Linked DNA regions of Homo sapiens: region 1 is linked to region 2. The links are chromatin loops, found by intact Hi-C in ENCODE. Cell type or tissue: mammary epithelial cell. All regions are shown on one strand. Links, peaks and the distances in the headings refer to the core of each region. The heading gives the core; the rest is flanking DNA. Region 1 overlaps SLC22A23 (solute carrier family 22 member 23). Region 2 holds the start of FAM50B (family with sequence similarity 50 member B).

What was found. Hi-C counts contacts between places; a loop is a spot of excess contacts. Peaks named below come from ENCODE experiments on the same cell type or tissue, not always from the same donor. Only the 100,000 strongest peaks of a DNase experiment are listed, where the experiment ranks them.
Region 1: a loop joins it to region 2, with 5 times the contacts of the local background. A loop is called at or near these places in 6 of 110 quality-filtered maps.

The regions. Positions count from the first base shown.
Region 1 is chr6:3,274,458-3,283,548 of GRCh38, forward strand. The region is part of intron 9 of SLC22A23 (solute carrier family 22 member 23); the gene reads right to left. Among named protein-coding and RNA genes, the nearest start is that of PSMG4, 20 kb to the left of the region's middle. RefSeq lists enhancers at 5,164-5,223, 8,061-8,988 and a silencer at 7,638-7,932. In mammary epithelial cell, for the core only: CTCF peaks have their summits at 5,266 (motif pointing right) and 7,959; DNase peaks (open chromatin) are centred at 5,284 and 7,904.
Region 2 is chr6:3,843,964-3,852,451 of GRCh38, forward strand. It overlaps FAM50B (family with sequence similarity 50 member B), which reads left to right and starts at 5,410. Exons shown (of 2, transcript NM_012135.3): 1 at 5,410-5,523; 2 at 5,826-7,354. The coding sequence starts at 5,849. The coding sequence ends at 6,826. It overlaps LOC107986557 (a long non-coding RNA gene), which reads right to left and starts at 5,403. Exons shown (of 3, transcript XR_001743931.2): 1 at 5,353-5,403; 2 at 4,426-4,686; 3 at 725-2,129. RefSeq lists a silencer at 5,084-5,203 and an enhancer at 5,474-5,593. In mammary epithelial cell, for the core only: CTCF peaks have their summits at 4,707 and 5,369 (motif pointing right); DNase peaks (open chromatin) are centred at 4,628 and 5,248; H3K4me3 peaks cover 1,167 bases; H3K27ac peaks cover 1,038 bases.

The DNA.
Region 1 (9,091 bases), core at 469-8,468, 570 kb before region 2:
CTTTCTAATGGGCTGCTCGTTAGGCACCCCCTTGAAGTGAAGAGGGCTGTATCCTTTGAACTGCTGAGGCTGAGTGGGCTGAAAGGGAGGTCCCTGCAACAGGTAGGAGGCAGGTAGATAACTCCAGCTCTTGACTAGTCTGTGGTTCTCTTGGTTGGCACTATAGGTAGCTCCTAACTCACCAAAAGACTGTCCTACAAGGTCACAAGATAAAAGATCAACATACAAAAGTCAATTATATGTCTACGTGCTAGCAACACCCAAAAATGAAAATGCCATTCACAATAACATCCAATGAATAAAATGTTTAGAAATAAATAACAAAGGAATGCAAGACTTGTATGCTGAAAAAGATAAAACATTGCTGAAAATTAAAAGATAAAAATAAATGGAGTGACATTCCATGTTCATGAATTAGAAGACTAAATATTATAAAGATGGTAATTTTTCCCAAATTGATCTATACATTCCACATAATCCCTATCAAAATTCCAGGTGACTTTTTTTTTTTTTCAGAAAACAGCCAATTCTAAAATTTATATGGAAATGCAAAAGACTCAGAGTAGTCAAAAACAATTTTGGAAAAGAACAAAGAAGGCTTGCCTTCCCAGTTTCAAAACTATAAAGCCATACGGCTTAAGGCAGTGTGGTGTTGGTGTATATATCAATAGATCAATGGAACAGAACTGGGAGTTCAGAAACTAACCTTCACATTTATGGTCAACTGACTGTAGATGGAGGCAAATCCAGTGAGGGGGAAGGGATAGTTTTTTCAACAGGTGGTGCTGGGACAACAGGATATTCATGTGCAAAAGAATGATGTTGGACCCTTCACATCATGTAAAAAAATGAACTCAAAATGGATAATAAAATCTAAGTGCTTAACTTAGCTCAAACTATAACGCTTCTAGAAGAAAACAAGAGAAAAGCTTTATGACGTTGGGTTAGGCAAAGATTTCTTACACATAACATCAAAAGTAGGATCCATAAAAGAAAAAGCTGATCAATTGGACTTCATTAGGATTAAAAACTCCTACCCTTCAAAAGATACATGTTTAAGAAAAAAAGACCATAGACTGGGAGAAAATATTCGTGAAGCATATATCAGATAAAGGACTTGTAACTAGAATATATAAAGAACTTTTTTTTGAGAGTCTCACTGTCGCACAGGCTGGAGTGTAGTGGCATGATCTCGGCTCACTGCAAGCTCTGCCTCCCAGGTTCATGTCATTCTCCTGCCTCAGCCTCCTGAGTAGCTGGGACTATAGGCGCGTGCCACCATGCCCAGCTAATTTTTTGTATTTTTAGTAGAGTCGGGGTTTCGCTGTGTTAGCCAGGGTGGTCTTGATCTCCTAACCTCGTGATCCACCCGCCTTGGCCTCCCAAAGTGTTGGGATTACAGGCGTGAGCCACCACGCCACTCTTATAACTCAAAAAGAAGACAGATAATCCAGTAAAAAGATGGGCAGGCCAGACACAGTGGCTCATGCCCAAAGAGGCTTGGGCAAAGGTGACCTGGGCAGGGAGGATGGGAGTCCCAGGGTTCCCAGGTGGCCCTCATAAACCAGATATACACAGGTCTATGCTAATAACCCCAGGAAGATTCACAGATTTGGAGCCTTTTTCTCAGAATGCAATGGAAGAATGGTGATTGTGTGTGTGTGTGTGTGTTGGGGGCTTTTGTCCTGTAACAAAATAAGAGAAGACACTTTGCTCTGCCTTTTCTCCCTCTAATGTAGAAATGACTGCCTCTCTGTTGGTTGCAGTCCACCCATCTGCATCCACCATGGGCACAGGGCTTGGGGGCACAAGGGCAGCCTTGCCAGGCTTGCAGCCCTAGGGGACAAAGACTCGCTGGATTCTTCCCTTTCCCAGCTCCTTCCTGTCCAGCCCATGACCAAGTCCTCAGGGCCTCCACTCCAGGCCGCCTGGGTCTGCGCTCCTCCCTGGCGCATCTTCTGCACCCCCTAGACTTTGTTTCCTCACCATTGCCAAACCGATTTTCCTAGAACACAGAGCTAATCATATCACCTGGCTGCTCAGAGTCCTCCAATGGCTCCCTCCTGCCTGCAAGGTGATGCACAGGTCCTGGGGGCCCCACCTCTTCCTCCTGTCCTCTGCCTTTCAGTCCCAATACTCATGGCACCGGGGTCCCTCAGCTCTGTCTGGTGCTCGCTCTGTGAGGTTGGCCTATGCTGGCTCAGCCGAGCTCCCACAGGCTACCTGGGTAGGGCGCCGTCTGTGCATTTCTCGAGGAAGGAGATGCCTTCTGGTACAGGGTCTTCGTTAATGTTTATTCCATTAGATGATTGTCAAGACTGGGGCATCAGCCATTAGCCTCCAAGCCTTGAGTAAACCCACATAAAAAGAGCCAGCCCAAAGTGAGCTACAGAACAGACTTTTGCTGCCACAAAGGTGCGAGTGCCGTGGCTGGGAGCAGGAGTTCTGGAGCCCATGAGCCTGGGCTAGAATCCTGGCCCCCGCCCACCAGCTTCACTTCCCGAAGCCTCGGTCTGCATCTATAAAACAGGGATGAGAAAAGCTCCAATGTCCAAGTGCAGTGGAGGTTAAAGCACGAATGTGACTAGCATGGGGACAGGAAGATCCGTGGCTTGATTGGTTCCAGGTGGCATCCATTGAGTGCCGGGAAGGGGCCACCCAAGTCTTTCAGGGTCTAGGGGGCAGCTGGGTGTAGGAGGAACCAGAGCTGGAGAGGTTCAAGAACTGGGAGGCGAACAGGATGAGCCTCTCCCATGGGCCTAAAGCCTCCAGGCATGACATGGAGTCCTAAAAGTTGGCAGAGGGGGCTGTGCCACTGGGACCCTTCTCCTCCACCCTGGCCTTCCTCTCGGTGAGGCACCAAGCTCTGCAAACACTGCCTCCTCAAGCTGCTTCACACCCGCCCACCCTCACCCTTCCAGGAACCTCTGCTCCTGCTCCCCGAGCCCTAGGAATCCAGCCTCACCTCCTCCCGCCGCAGTGCACTTGCCAAACACGCATCGCCTCTAGAGCCACTATGTGCGGGCTCCAGGCCACATCCTGGGAATCCCGTCCCAGCCACCCTTCTGAGTCCAGACTGAGCAGGCTCTCTTGGGCACTTCCCCTGCATCCTCAGGACACTTGTGTAGCCCGAAGACACATTCGCATTGCGTGTCTGTGTGTCTCTAATAGACACCAGATGTTTCCAGGGCAGGACCAGGCTCCACTCCGTGTGCTGTCCCCAGCACCTGCCCAGCCACTGAGACCTGGCTGGCACCTGGGCATCTACTCAGTGCTATAGTCGGATTTCTAGACTGGCCCCAGTAATTCCCACCCTTGTGCCTTGAGTGTGCGCTGGCCCTCAAGGTACAAGGTACAAATAACGTACTTTTTAGCAATCAAATTTACGGCCAGGATAGTGAGATGTTCCTTCCACAACAAGGTTCCAAAAGGCAGATTCTAGCAGACTCTTGCTAGCTTTGACGAAGCGAGCTGCCTTGTGACTGTGGTCCCTATGGCCAACGGCCAGCAAGGAGCTGAGGCTGCCAGCCCCACAGCCCGTGAGGAAACAGCCTACCAGTGCCTGACTTGGTTTAGTGGTGGGCCCTACCCACTGATGGTAGCCTCTGAGAGACCTGGAGCAGAGGACCCAGCCAGGCCGTGCCCAGACTCTGGAGCCATGGAAACCATAAGATAGTAGATGCATGCTACTTCAGGCCCCTGTTTTGGAGCGATTGGTTATGCAGCAATAGAAAACCAAGATACTCGGTGAGTGACAGATTCCCCTGCCTTAGCCACGGAGGGAGACTGACAGCCACCTCTCATGCAGGCTGTGACAGGCATCAGCACTTCATATTAGAAAGCCCTTCCCAGGGAGAGGCTGAAAGAGTTGCAGGAATAGCCACACCACTGTGCTTCTGGGCCTGAAGACGATATGGATGAGGAAGAGCAAGAATTTGGGGGATGTCTCCCAGATACTCAAACTCCTCCCAGGCTGAGGGTCCCAGACCACCGTTCAAAGACACTCTGCATCTTTCTGTCACTATTTGTTCATGTGCCTGTCACCTTACTAGTCTCTGAGCCCTTCAAGGGCAAGAATTATTTTCTAGGACATCAACAGGCACGTGCTGTTTGTGCTTAATAAATACCGGATGCTTGCGGATCACACGGGCTTCCTGGATAGGAAGGTCAGCTCACCCAGGTGAATGGGACAGGTTAAATAGAGACAACCACGGAAATGAGCAATAAGACCAAATCCTTCTGTAAGATGAAGACTGAACACCTAAAATAGCCAATTAAGTCTTTCTGGTAGACCTGGCTCTTTCAGGAAGCCACAGGGCATATCAGATGCTAGGGATAATGGACATGATTTTAATGGGGACAGCATTTTCTCGGAAACCTCCCAGGTTTCTGCCTGACCTTCCCGGCACTAAATGTGGACGGCACTGACAAGCAGTGAGAGGACTCCCCTTACTCACACGGGAGTCACATACAGGAGGGCAGAGTACAGACCCCCAGGAGGGGTGGGCAGAGGGCCACTGTTAAAGGGCAAACTGCATGGAACAAAAGCCTTGCATTGTGCCTGGTGAACCACATCATACTGATCTATCTTGTTAACTGTGCCAAATAAAATGAAATATATTTAATTTGCAGATCATTAGAAAAATGTCTATGTATATGTATATACATAATATGCAACAAATGTACACATGCATATATAATATGGAATATATCTTTTTATTTTTTTCTGTGGGAGCAATTCTCTGGTTTTCTATCAAAGATTCCTTGATATGGCCGGGCATGGTGGCTCATGTGCCTGTAATCCCAGCAATTTGGGAGGCCGAGATGGGCAGATCACGAGGTCAGGAGATCGAGACCACTGTGGCCAACATGGTGAAACCCCGTCTCTACTAAAAATACAAAAATTAGTTGGGTGTGGTGGCGCGTGCACGTAATCCCAGCTGCTTGGGAGGCTGAGGCAGGAGAATCACTTGAACCAGGGAGTTGGAGGTTGCAGTGAGCCGAGATCACGCGACTGCACTCCAGCCTGGCAACAGAGCAAGGCTCCGTCTCAAAAAAAAAAAAAAAAAAAAAAAAAAATCCTTGACATCATTCAGTACGATTAGGAAAAATTTTGGCAGAAGTTGGTATGCCATTTTTGGCTTTGTTTTTTTTTCTCTCTTGAAATCTCAGAGAAAGAGATTGTTACATCCTTGGTTTTAAGGTGTTGGGTTCCTTTCCTGCCCCTGAAATGTGGGCTCTGCCAGTGCCTTTTCTGCTTTTCTCTGGGTTGTCACTAGAGGGCAGCATACGCCCGTGTTTAGAAGTCAGAGCTGCTTGATTTACGGACAGAGAACCGAGGGCGCACACTGCCTCCTTGGGCTTTAGGAGCACAAAATTGTAATACCCACGGGATATCTTTATTTTACTAGCAATAGGATCTCAATAAGGTAGGAAAACTGATATGCAGGCCGACTTCTTACTAGAAATGGCAAACTTCATTGAATTAAGGATTCCAGAATCAAATTGCTGTTAGCCATGTGAACGTTACCATCTCACATTGAAACACCCGAGGCGAGGCTCCTGTTCTAGCTCCTCTTTTATATTACTTAATGTGACTTGACTAAATTTCTGTGAAGTTGAGGATAAGCAAATATTTGTACCATTTTTTATAGAAATAAATACAACTGCTGAAGATGCCCAGCGAAGAAGAAGAATATGAACTGTCCTGTGCTGAGCCCAGGCCCTTTGCACATGGCCTCCATTCTCCACCCCCGCCTAACAAGGTGCCTGTAGTCAGTTTTGTTTTAAGACAAGGACACTAAAGCCGGCCGAGGGACCCACCCAAGGCCACACAGGGAGGCGGCCTCAGGATCATGGGCAGCTCCGTCTGGTTCCTTCCCAGGCTCCGGGCCATATCATCAGCACCCTCCCCTCATCCTGCCCCGCTGCTCATCGCTCGCACGCCACAGGCGCTGCCGGCATGGGACGCATGCTGGCTTCCTGTCTGCTACTCAGTACTTGTTTTCAGATGTGACATTTTTAAGACACAACTTTTTTTTTTTTTTTTTTTTTTTGAGATGGAGTCTCGCTCTGTCGCCCAGGCTGGAGTGCAGTGGCGCGATCTCGGCTCACTGTAAGCTCCGCCTCCTGGGTTCACGCCATTCTCCTGCCTCAGCCTCCTGAGTAGCTGGGACTACAGGCGCCCGCCACCACGCCCGGCTAATTTTTTTTGTATTTTTAGTAGAGACGGGGTTTCATCGTGTTAGCCAGATCCTCTCGATCTCCTGACCTCGTGATCTGCCCGCCTCAGCCTCCCAAAGTGCTGGGATTACAGGCGTGAGCCACCGTGCCCGGCCTTTAAGATACAACTTTTTAAAGAAGTTGAACAGACTCTGATACTCCCTTAACCCCAGGTCATCCTGGCCCTCGGTGCCTATTCTTGAGGCAGCATTAGAGCGGAAGACAGATGTCAGGGAGTCGTCAGTCAGGGAGTGTCTCAGGGAGGCCTGTCCGACTTATGATCTAGAAAGGGCCAGGGCTGCCGGAGTGGGCAGGGCAGGAGAAAACAGGCGGGTGTCATGATCACCAGCGCCTGCCTCCTCTCTCACCTGGACCCCTCCGTGAGGGCAAAGGAAGCCTCGGAGCCCACCTGGAGCATCCAGATGGACAGTGGATAGAAAAGATCCGCCCCAGCACAGCCAGCAGCTGCTTCCAGATCCGCCCAGGACCCCAGGCCACTTCTGCCCATGTCAAGCTGGGAGATGGGCACAGTCAGATAGACTTGCAAAGTCACCCAACTCCCAATGTCTTACAGATGAATCAGAGCTGTGCACTGGCTGATGAGAACCACCACCTGGCCTGGGCCTGAGCGGGTAGCTGGTTCTGTCAACGCGAGGTCTGAACAGAATCTCATGAAACAATATTTAGTTAACTTGGCCTCTATCATCCTTGGGGCAATAGATTTCTGCAGGCCTTTGTTGCTTTTTGTGGTGGAACAAGTATGAAAAGTATAAAAGCATTTTTTGAACTTTTTGCAGAAAATTTCATATCCTAATATTTGCTTCCAGGCAGTCCATCCTGGCCCCTTACCCTTTGCTGCCAGAAGGCTTGTCTGTAATAGTGTCACAGGGAAAGGCTAGTTCTGTGCTAAGAAAGATGGAGCTCACGGGCCCCAGGCTGCCCATCGTGGCTTATCTTGGAATTTTCTCTGTGAAGTGGGGGGATGGTAGGGGAGTCTACTTCCATCCTAGGGCCTCCGTGGGAATTGTTCCTCAGTCATTTGCAAGAAAGAGCTGTGGCCTCCCGATGGCACGGGTGAAAAGGGCTCCCAGCGAGAAGAGGGATTTGTCAGGAACGCTAGACATTCTCCCAGCCTGGCCCAGGGACCCCCTTTGGACTTAATTTCCTTTCATCCTCTGCAGGCACAAAAGCATCACCAAGGGTCACATATTTTTTCCAGTTTGTCATCTTGGCAAGCTGAATCTGAGAACATGTTTGTTGAATTTCTATCCTCAAATCTTTCCAGGTTTGCGTCAAAGAGGAAAAGCTTACAGCATTTCCTTCCGTCTAGCTTGCTAAGCCAAATCTAACAGAGAATAATGATGCCTACCAACTGCCAGAGTTAAGGGGTACCCGCTAGCCACCCCCTCCCCCAACAAAATATGCATAATCATGCAAAGGCTGCAGGAGGCCAGCTGGAAACCCAGAAGGTCTGACTGTGGATTCTGGTCTATTGAAAGACTTGGCTTTGCTGTTTTGTTTGATAAAGGAGAGAAATTTCACTTTCCGTCCTTTAGACAGGGAGTGAGCCTGCGGTCGGCCTGAGGTATCCTGCAACTGCAAGCACTAAATAAGCTCCTGACTCATCTCTCCCCTGTGGCTGATGCAGAAGGTAGGGACAGGATGAGTTCCTTGTGCTTAATCATACAATGCCTTGGCATTTCTGTCCAGGTGCCCAGTAGCTGTCAGGCTGGGCCTGTAGGATACGATCCAAGAGAATGAATCAAAAAGTGTGGACGTGAAGATGCTGTTGTTAGCATGGCTACTGGAAATGTGGAAAGTAAGAAAGTCCACGGACCTGCCTACTTGCTCCCAAAGCCTTCCCCAGCTTAGCCTCCACATAGTCTGCCTTGGACTGGAATAGCCGCTACTGGATTTTCCCAAGGGTGTCATTATGCGGACACCTGGGTTTTGACTCACGGCTGAACTACTGCCATTACTCTCAAGTTCTGTTTTATGAAGGCACGTGCATGAGAAATGCTGATACTCCTTTAAGAAGTTCAGTGTGGTATAACTCAAGCTCCTCAGTAAGTCACAAACAGTGTAGGAAAATGACTGCAGCTGAGTGATGCCCTTTTAGTGGAGGCGTGCCTTTTTATTAACCTATAAGCATGGTGGCAACAGTAAATGGCGTGTAGCACCCATGAACCACGACCCAGGGGCAGAGACGGCACCAGGAAGGGGTCAGCCTCACTTTCCGAACTAAAGCAAAAGTGGCTGAGCACAGGTTAGTCACACCTTTTAGGGAGGTATGAAATGGCCGCAGACTCCACGAGGGCGGGACTGTGCTGCTGTGTTTTCTGGGCCTAGTGTCTGGCGCGCAGTGGGCTCTCCATCCATGTTTCTTACATGAGTCAGTAATCTCACTCGCTGTGCTCGCTTTGGATTCATGACATCAACTTCTCAGGTCAGTATGAAATAAGGCTCTTTTGGCCTGGCACGGTGGTTCACGCCTGTAATCCTAGCACTTTGGGAGGCCAAGGTGGGGGGATCACCTGAGGTCAGGAGTTCGAGACCAGCCTGGCCAACCAGGTGAAACCACGTCTCTACTAAAAATGTAAAAATTAGCCGGGCGTGGTGGCGCACACCTATAATCCCAGCTACTCTGGAGGCTGAGGCAGGAGAATCACCTGAACTTGGGAGGCAGAGGTTGCAGTGAGCCAAGATCATGCCATTGTACTCCAGGCTGGGCAATAAGAGTGAAACTCCATCTCGGGGAGGGCCGGGGGGTAGGCTCTTTCTACTTTGTGAAACATTTTGCACTAGCTGTGCCGTGAGGTCTCTTAGCAGAGTTGGCAGCACAGGTTCTGGTGGAAGTGCGGCATAAGTG
Region 2 (8,488 bases), core at 489-8,488:
ACCATCAGCTGTTTCATTTCAAGGCTGACTCTGGAGAGGACAGTATATCTGCCACTTGTAGGATAATCCGTTTAAAATAGAATTCAGACTGGTGGAAAGCAACATGAAAACCGACCATGACAAAAGGTGTTATTTGCGGGGGTCTGTTATTGTTGCTTGTATTGAAAACTAAGTTCTTTTTCTCTTGTTAAAATAGTTTAAGTTTTAGTTTTGTGAGATTTTTAAAACACTGATGCTGTTTGCATATTTTACTTTGTGACTAAGCCTGGAGGAGGGCACATTTTTTTCTAAATTAGTTTGTGTATTTAATCGGCATTTCTGAGTCACTAGAACAGAATGCTGCTCCCTCTCCTCTGTTGTATTATTGCTATTGATACTTTTATTTATTTATTTATTTTTTAACAATAGAATGTACCACATTTATTTAAATCAATGACTATGATGATTATATAAAAACAAGAATAATACCGGGCGAGGTGGCTCACGCCTGTAATCCCAGCACTTTGGGAGGCCGAGGAGGGCAGATCACCTGAGGTCAGGAGTTTGAGACCAGCCTGACCAACATGGCAAAACCCCGTCTCTACTAAAAATACAAAAATTAGCCGGGCGTGGTGGTGGGCGCCTGTAATCCCAACTACTCGGGAGGCTGAGGCAGGAGAATCACTTGAACCCAGCCGGCGGAGGTTGCAGTGGGCCGAGATCGCACCATTGCACTACTCCAGCCTGGAAGACAGAGCCAGACTCCGTCTCAAAAACAAAAACAGAAAAAAAAACTTAAATGGAAAAAAAGTCATCAAATGGGATGCAAAGTTTGATTAAAATTGCTAAATATATACAGATCTATGTGCACATAAAATATTGGAAGGGAACTTGCAAACATTAATAGTTATGTTACTTATGTGTTCATGTTGAGTGAACTTTTTATTTATTTACATTTCTTTTCAAACTTTTCTGTAATATGCCTATTTCCTCCTTTATGACAAAACCTATTGGAAAAACAAACCATAATGTCTCAATCAGGGAAGAATAACTAGAACAATCATTCTTTTTTGTTCTATTTATTCTTCTTTCTTAAAGTTTCACCATTTGCGTGGGCTCGGGTCCTCAGCCTCATTTTGCTGATAAAATTTAAGAGCTTAAAGCAGTAGCTTTTAGTTTTGTGGGTATTTTCGCTGAGAATTAAGGCTGAAAGAGGAAGTTATCATCTTGGAACTTAGGGGAAAATTCTACAGAACAGTATATCAGACTTTTAGGATAAATCTCCTTCTTTCTAGTTGTTTTTCTTGTTAAACTTTTCTGAGAATTTGAGGCTCAACCTTTTAATTCTGGGAGCTGGCTATAGTATTTGGAGGCCGTGACTGAGTTCAGGAGGTGGATGCTGGATAATGGGAGGGTGGATGATAAGGTTTAGGGATGATATTGACATTCAAGTTCTGATTCGATTAGAGAAAGAGTGAATATAGTATTTGTGGCCAAACGATAGTCGATTGAATTAAAGTTTAGTTGGTTGGATCATTTAACTGAAAAAAAGAGGTGGAGAGGCTATCTTATTTATGTTAAGTGTAATAAAGGTAATTATATGGGAAACCTGAGAGAGGAGACTATTGGTAATTTTGTCCATCTGTGGGTGGTGATGGTGATGGTGGGTGCTCCAGGCTTCCTCTTGGAGATGACATTTGTGCTGATCTTCAGGGATAGCACAGCGAAGGGCAGGACTTTCTAGAAAGAGTACGTCCAGAGGTAACAGTTATGAAAGGGCAACTTTTTTTTTAGATGAAGTCTTTCTGGGTCACCAGGCTGGAGTGCAGTGGTGCGATCTTGGCTCACTGCAACCTCCATCTCCTGGGTTGAAGCAATTCTTCTGCCTCAGCCTCCCGAGCAGCTGGGACTACAAGGCATGCACCACCACACCCAGCTAATTTTTTTTATTTTTATTTTTATTAGAGACGGGGTTTCACCATGTTGGCCAGGATGGTCTCGATCTCTTGACCTCGTGATCCACCCGCCTCGGCCTCCCAAAGTGCTGGGATTACAGGTGTGAGCCACTGCGCCTGGCCTGAAAGGGCATCTTCTATTCAGGCGCAGTGAAAAAGCTGGGTGAATGCTGCAGGGGTCCACCTATTAGAGACCTTAGAGGACAAACAAAGAGATTCTGATGTGGCTGTTACAAGGGAAGTTGGAGTTTTTCAAGTAGGAGAGTAATGTTATCAGATTCATTTTTTATGAAGATCTCTGAGGATATTGTATAGAAGTTAGACAAGAACAAGAATACAGGCATACCTCGGAGATACTGTGGGTTCAGTTCCAGACCACCACAAAGACAGTCACACAAATTTTTAAATTTTCTAGTGCATATAAAAGTTATGTTTATACTATACTATAGTCTAGTAAGTGTGCAGTAGCATTTTGTCTAAGAAAATAATGTGCATAATTTCATTAAAAATACTTAATTGCTAAATAATGCTAATGATCCTCTGAGCATTCAGTGAGCTGTGCTCTATTTGCTGGTGGAGGGTCTTGCCTCAGTGTTGATGGTTGCTGACTGATCAGGGTGGTGGTTGCCAAAGGCTGGGCCTGTGGCAGTTTCTTAAATCAATATTGAGTTTGTCACATTGATTGATTCTACCTTTCACGAAAGATTTCTTTGTAACATGTAATGCTGTTTGAATCAACTTCTTCCAAACTTCTGTTAATGTTGATATTTTACCTCCTCCCAAAAACTGTGAATGTCCTTCATGGCACCTACAGTGGTGAATGCCTTCCAGAAAAATTTCAATTTACTTTGCCCAGATCCATCAGAGAAATCATTACATACAGCAGCTATAACCTTTGGAAATGTATTTCTTAAATAATAAGACTTAAAAGTCAAAATTACTCCTTGATCTATGGGTTGCAGAATGGATGTTGTGTTAGCAAGCATGAAATCAACTTTAATCTCCTTGAGCATCTCCATCAAGCTCTTAGGTGACCAAGTGCATTGTTAATGAGTAATAATATCTTGAAAGGAATAATCAGAGCAGTAAGTCTCAACACTGGGCTTAAAAATATTCAGTAAACCATGCTGTAAACAGATGTGCTGTCCTCCAGGTTTTGTTGTTCCATTTACAGAGCACAGGCACAGTAGATTTAGCATAATTTTTAAGGGCACTAAGATTTTCAGAATGGTAAGTGAGCATTGGCTTCAACTGAAAGTCTCCAGCTACACTAGCCCCTAGCAAGAGAGTCAACCTGTCCTTTGAAGCCATGAAGCCAGGCATTGACTTCTCCTCTCTAGATATAAAAGTCCTAAATGGCATCTTCTTCCAATAGAAGGCTATTTTGTCTACATTGAAAATGTATTGTTTAGGGTAGCCTCCGTCATCAGTGCTCTTAGCTAGATCTTCTGGATAACCTGCTGCAGCTTCTCCATCACACTTGCTGCTTCACCTTGCACTTTATGTTATAGAGGTGACTTCCTTCCTCAGCCTCATGAACCAACCTCTGCTACCTTCAGACTTTTCTTCTGAAGCTTCCTCACCTCTCTCAGCTTCACAGAATTGAAGAGACTTAGGGCCTTGCCCTGGATTAGGCTTTGGTTTAAGGGAATGTCGTGGCTGGTTTGATCTTCTATCCAGACCACTAGAACTTTCTCCATATAAGCAATAAGGCTGTTTTGCTTTCTTATCATTCATATGTTTACCAGGAAAGCGCTTTCAGTTTCATTCAAGATTTTTTTCCTTTGCATTCACAACTTAGCTAACTGTTTGGCAAAAGAGGCCTAGCTTTTGGCCTATCCTGGCTTTTGACATACTTTCCTCACTGAGCTGAATCATTTCTAGCCTTTGATTTAAAGTGAGAGACGTGTGACACTTCTTTTCACTTGAACACTTAGAGGCCATTGTAGGGTTATTAATTGGCCTAATTTCAATATTGCTGTGTCTCAGGCACTAGGGAAGCCTAGGGACAGGAAGAGAGATGAAGGAACAGCCAGTCAGTGGAGCAGTCAGAACATACATAACATTTATCAGTTAAATCAATAAACGTCTTTGTCTTCTACTGCACACTTCGGAGTGCCCCCAAACAATTACAATAACCTCACAGAACGATGATCACAGATCACCATAGCAGATATCACAATGAAAAAGTCTGAAATATTGCAAGAATTACCAAAATGTGACACAGGAACACGAAGTGAGCACATGCTGCTGGAAAAATGGAGCCAGTAGGCGCTTGACGCTGTGTTGCCACAAATCTTCAATTTGTAAAAACAAAAACAAAACACACAGTATCCCAGAGCTCAATAAAATAAGATATTCTTGTATTCTGGTGATGGGGCAACAATGAGAAGGCTTTAGATTAAAAAAAATGCTAATTTCCTAGATTAAGGCAAGTGGTGGGGAATGGGAGAAAAAGGAAAGTGTGAAAGGCTCTTCTGTAATTGATTACCTGTGGAGGAACGTCATTCCAGGAAAAGGCCTAGGTTTCTGGCTTGGACAATTTGATGAGGGCTCACACCGTGCTGTTCTCCTCTGGATATGTGGGTGCCATATGTAATTATCATATGATTCACGCTTCTTGGTAAGGTTATGCTCACAGGCATTGTTGCTCTTAGGCGGGAGGAGGCTGAACCGCAGTATGTATTTCACAACCAGCTTTTCCAAACTAGGTCCCAGGAAGCACTGGTTTCGGCGAGTGTTACCAGATCTCCTGCAGGGGAGAAACGGTCACGAAACATGAACTGGTCTGCCCTGCTCTTGGAGAGTTACAGTGGAAACTGGCATGTTAGAGGCTCACAGTAAAGACACTGCTACACTTTAACTCAGTGTCCCATGGTTATTAGAGCTTAGAACCCGGGGGAAACTGCTGTATAGAAGAGGTCAAACAAGCTGAGTGCAGGTTTTGTCACGAAACTGGGGGGCGAGTAGGGTTCTATTATCAAAGAATGGTTGTGTTGGGGCCATAAGAAAGAATTACAGGCAGTGGTGCGCAGGTAATGTTCACGAGACGCCACAGCGGGGTAGCATCAGAGGCGGGAGGAGGAGGGTTGGAGAGCAGGGCCGTGTTGCAAGGCTCTCTGGGTGGCCACAGCAGCTTGCGCTGCGCCCACATTGCTTCTGCGTGTTTACAGTTGGGCACGAGAAGGCTCAGCACGCACGCACAGCAGGTGGGGGCCCGCCCTGCCCACAGCGTGAAAACAGGAGCCCCGGCCAGCCACGGCTGGGCAGGGCCAGAAGCGCCTCCTCCAGGATCCTCCCCGCGCTGGCCCGCCCCACAGGAGCACCGCCCCTACCAGGAGCCCGGAGCTCTTCCCAGGGCCCGCCTCCCCGCCAGGGGGCGATCCACCTCCACTTCCTGTTTCCGCAGCCGCCCTACCAGGAGCCTGGCACTCTCCTCAGGGCCCGCCTCCCCGCCAGGGGGCGCACCGCCTCCACTTCCTGTGTCCACGGCTGTCGCGAGAGCCCGGGGCGAGTGGGCCTCTGCTCGTGGGTGGTTCTCGTGGAGGTCAGCTCCCGCGTGTCTCCGCTCGACAGGGTGCTTGGGCAGGTAAGGGTCCGCTCAGTAGCCCAACCCTCTCTGTATGCAGCTCCCCAAATTCAGCGCTGCGCTCAGGCATGGCAGCCACCCGTTACGTGGGGCCGTTCGCATTTGCATTTATTGAGGTCAAATAAAATGCTGGAAATTGGTGCCTGGTGACACTGTCAGGTTGGTGGTTACCCTAGCAGGTCGGCCCAGCCCCTGAACGCTTCCATCACTGCCGAAAGCCCTGTGAGGAGGCGCAGAGCTGAGCATTCCCCGCCGTTGCGTGGGCCCCCCTCTACCTGCCGCGTTTTTCCTCTTTGCTGCAGAGCCCATCGGGTAGGCGCGGGCCATGGCGCAGTACAAGGGCACCATGCGCGAGGCAGGCCGTGCCATGCACCTCCTCAAGAAGCGCGAAAGGCAGCGGGAGCAGATGGAGGTGCTGAAGCAGCGCATCGCCGAGGAGACCATCCTCAAGTCGCAGGTGGACAAGAGGTTCTCGGCGCATTACGACGCCGTGGAGGCCGAGCTGAAGTCCAGCACGGTGGGCCTGGTGACCCTGAACGACATGAAGGCCCGGCAGGAGGCCCTGGTCAGGGAGCGCGAGCGGCAGCTGGCCAAGCGCCAGCACCTGGAGGAGCAGCGGCTGCAGCAGGAGCGGCAGCGGGAGCAGGAGCAGCGGCGCGAGCGCAAGCGTAAGATCTCCTGCCTGTCCTTTGCACTAGACGACCTCGATGACCAGGCCGACGCGGCCGAGGCCAGGCGCGCCGGAAACCTGGGCAAGAACCCCGACGTGGACACCAGCTTCCTGCCAGACCGCGACCGCGAGGAGGAGGAGAACCGGCTCCGAGAGGAGCTGCGCCAAGAGTGGGAGGCGCAGCGCGAGAAAGTGAAGGACGAGGAGATGGAGGTCACCTTCAGCTACTGGGACGGCTCGGGCCACCGGCGCACGGTGCGGGTGCGCAAGGGCAACACGGTGCAGCAGTTCCTGAAGAAGGCGCTGCAGGGGCTGCGCAAGGACTTCCTGGAGCTGCGCTCCGCCGGCGTGGAGCAGCTCATGTTCATCAAGGAGGACCTCATCCTGCCGCACTACCACACCTTCTACGACTTCATCATCGCCAGGGCGAGGGGCAAGAGCGGGCCGCTCTTCAGCTTCGATGTGCACGATGACGTGCGCCTGCTCAGCGACGCCACCATGGAGAAGGACGAGTCGCACGCGGGCAAGGTGGTGCTGCGCAGCTGGTACGAGAAGAACAAGCACATCTTCCCCGCCAGCCGCTGGGAGGCCTATGACCCCGAGAAGAAGTGGGACAAGTACACCATCCGCTAACACCCGCCTGCCAGAGCGGAAACCGGGGGTGGGGGGAGACACTCATTTCTAGGCCCCATCACCAGTCACTTGATTTCGTGACCTTGATTTCTTCCCCCAAATTTAATAAAGACAGAGGGTTCTCATGATTCACATTGGTTGTGCTATTGCTGATGTTATGCTTTGGTTGCTTGGTTGGTCTTTTCTGAGTATTTTAGTGTTGCCACCTGGATTTGCTGCATTGCTCTGCTGAGCTGTATTGAAACCATGACTGGGCCCACTGTCAGACAGAAATTAGAATAGGAGGCACATTTTTTACCTGGTGGTTATGAGCATGGACTTGGGGGCCACAGTGACTGAGTTTGATTCCCGACACAGCCTCCTCCTTGCTGTGTAGTTTTGGGTAAGCTTATTAAACCCCCATGCCTCAGTTTGGTCACCTGTAAAAGGAAATAACAAGAGCACTTACTTTATAAGATTGATGTGAGTATTAAGTGAATTAATATTTGTAAAACGCTTAGCTCTTAATAAATGTTTCTGTTGTTATTATTATGGTTTTGGTTAATTTATTTAAAGGACTGCAATGACCTAGTTCAGAACCATTTGAGGGCAAAGGTGGACCTGCCCATCACTGGTCCCAGGATCAGCAGTTGCCAGCAGGAGGGGGCTAGCAAAGGTTGGGGAGCAGCCCCCCTCTAGTGGGCTTTAGCTGGGTTGTTTAGCCCAGAAGTTAGGAGGACAGTGAGCTAATGCAAGTAGCCTGCAGGGTCAGTATCATTGATTTTCCTTTTGCTCCAATATGACTCCACAGGGCACAGTTACAGATCCTGTCTTCATTGAAAATGTTTGTATTTTATTCATTGTGGATTATTTCTGTTAATTTTGATTTTTAAAAATACTGTATTCAGGCTGGGTGTGGTGGCTCGTGCTTGTAATCCTAGCACTTTGGGAGGCCGAGGTGGGTGGATCACCTGAGGCCAAGAGTTCGGGACCAGCCTGGCCAACATAGTGAAACCCTGTCTCTACTAAAAATACAAAAATGTGCCTGTAATCCCAGTTACTTGGGAGGCTGAGGCAGGAGAATTGCTTGAACCTGGGAGGCAGAAGTTGCAGTGAGCCGAGATTGCCCCACTTCACTCCAGGCTGGGTGAAAGAGTGAAACTCCATCTCAAAAAAATATATATATGTGTATATATATTTATTTATATATATTTATACATTTATTTATATATATTTATATATACATTTATATGTTTAATATATATTTATATATATTTTATATATATTTTTTATATATTTATACATTTATTTATATAATTCAAATATTATTTATTATTTGGTTACTGAGTATTTGGGGATCTCCTCCTCCTTAACCTTAATGCCCAAGTTGGGTGCCTCACTCACGTTACCCCAGTCCCAGCCCTGAGTATAGGAGGGACATTTCTTAGAGTTCTTGCCTCAGTGCATAAGCAAGAACTTCCACCGAAACATTAGCCTTCTAGGACAGTGGGTCCCAATGGCTGTCCCTTAGGGTCATCAGGGAAGCTTTTAAACTTCCCAATTCAAAGGTCACACCCAGAGCCAGACCTCAGGGTCAGAAGTGGACATCAGTGTTTTGAAGCTCCCCAGCTATTTGGTTGGAGAACAAACGCTCTATGGCTGCCTTTTCCACCTCTTATGAAC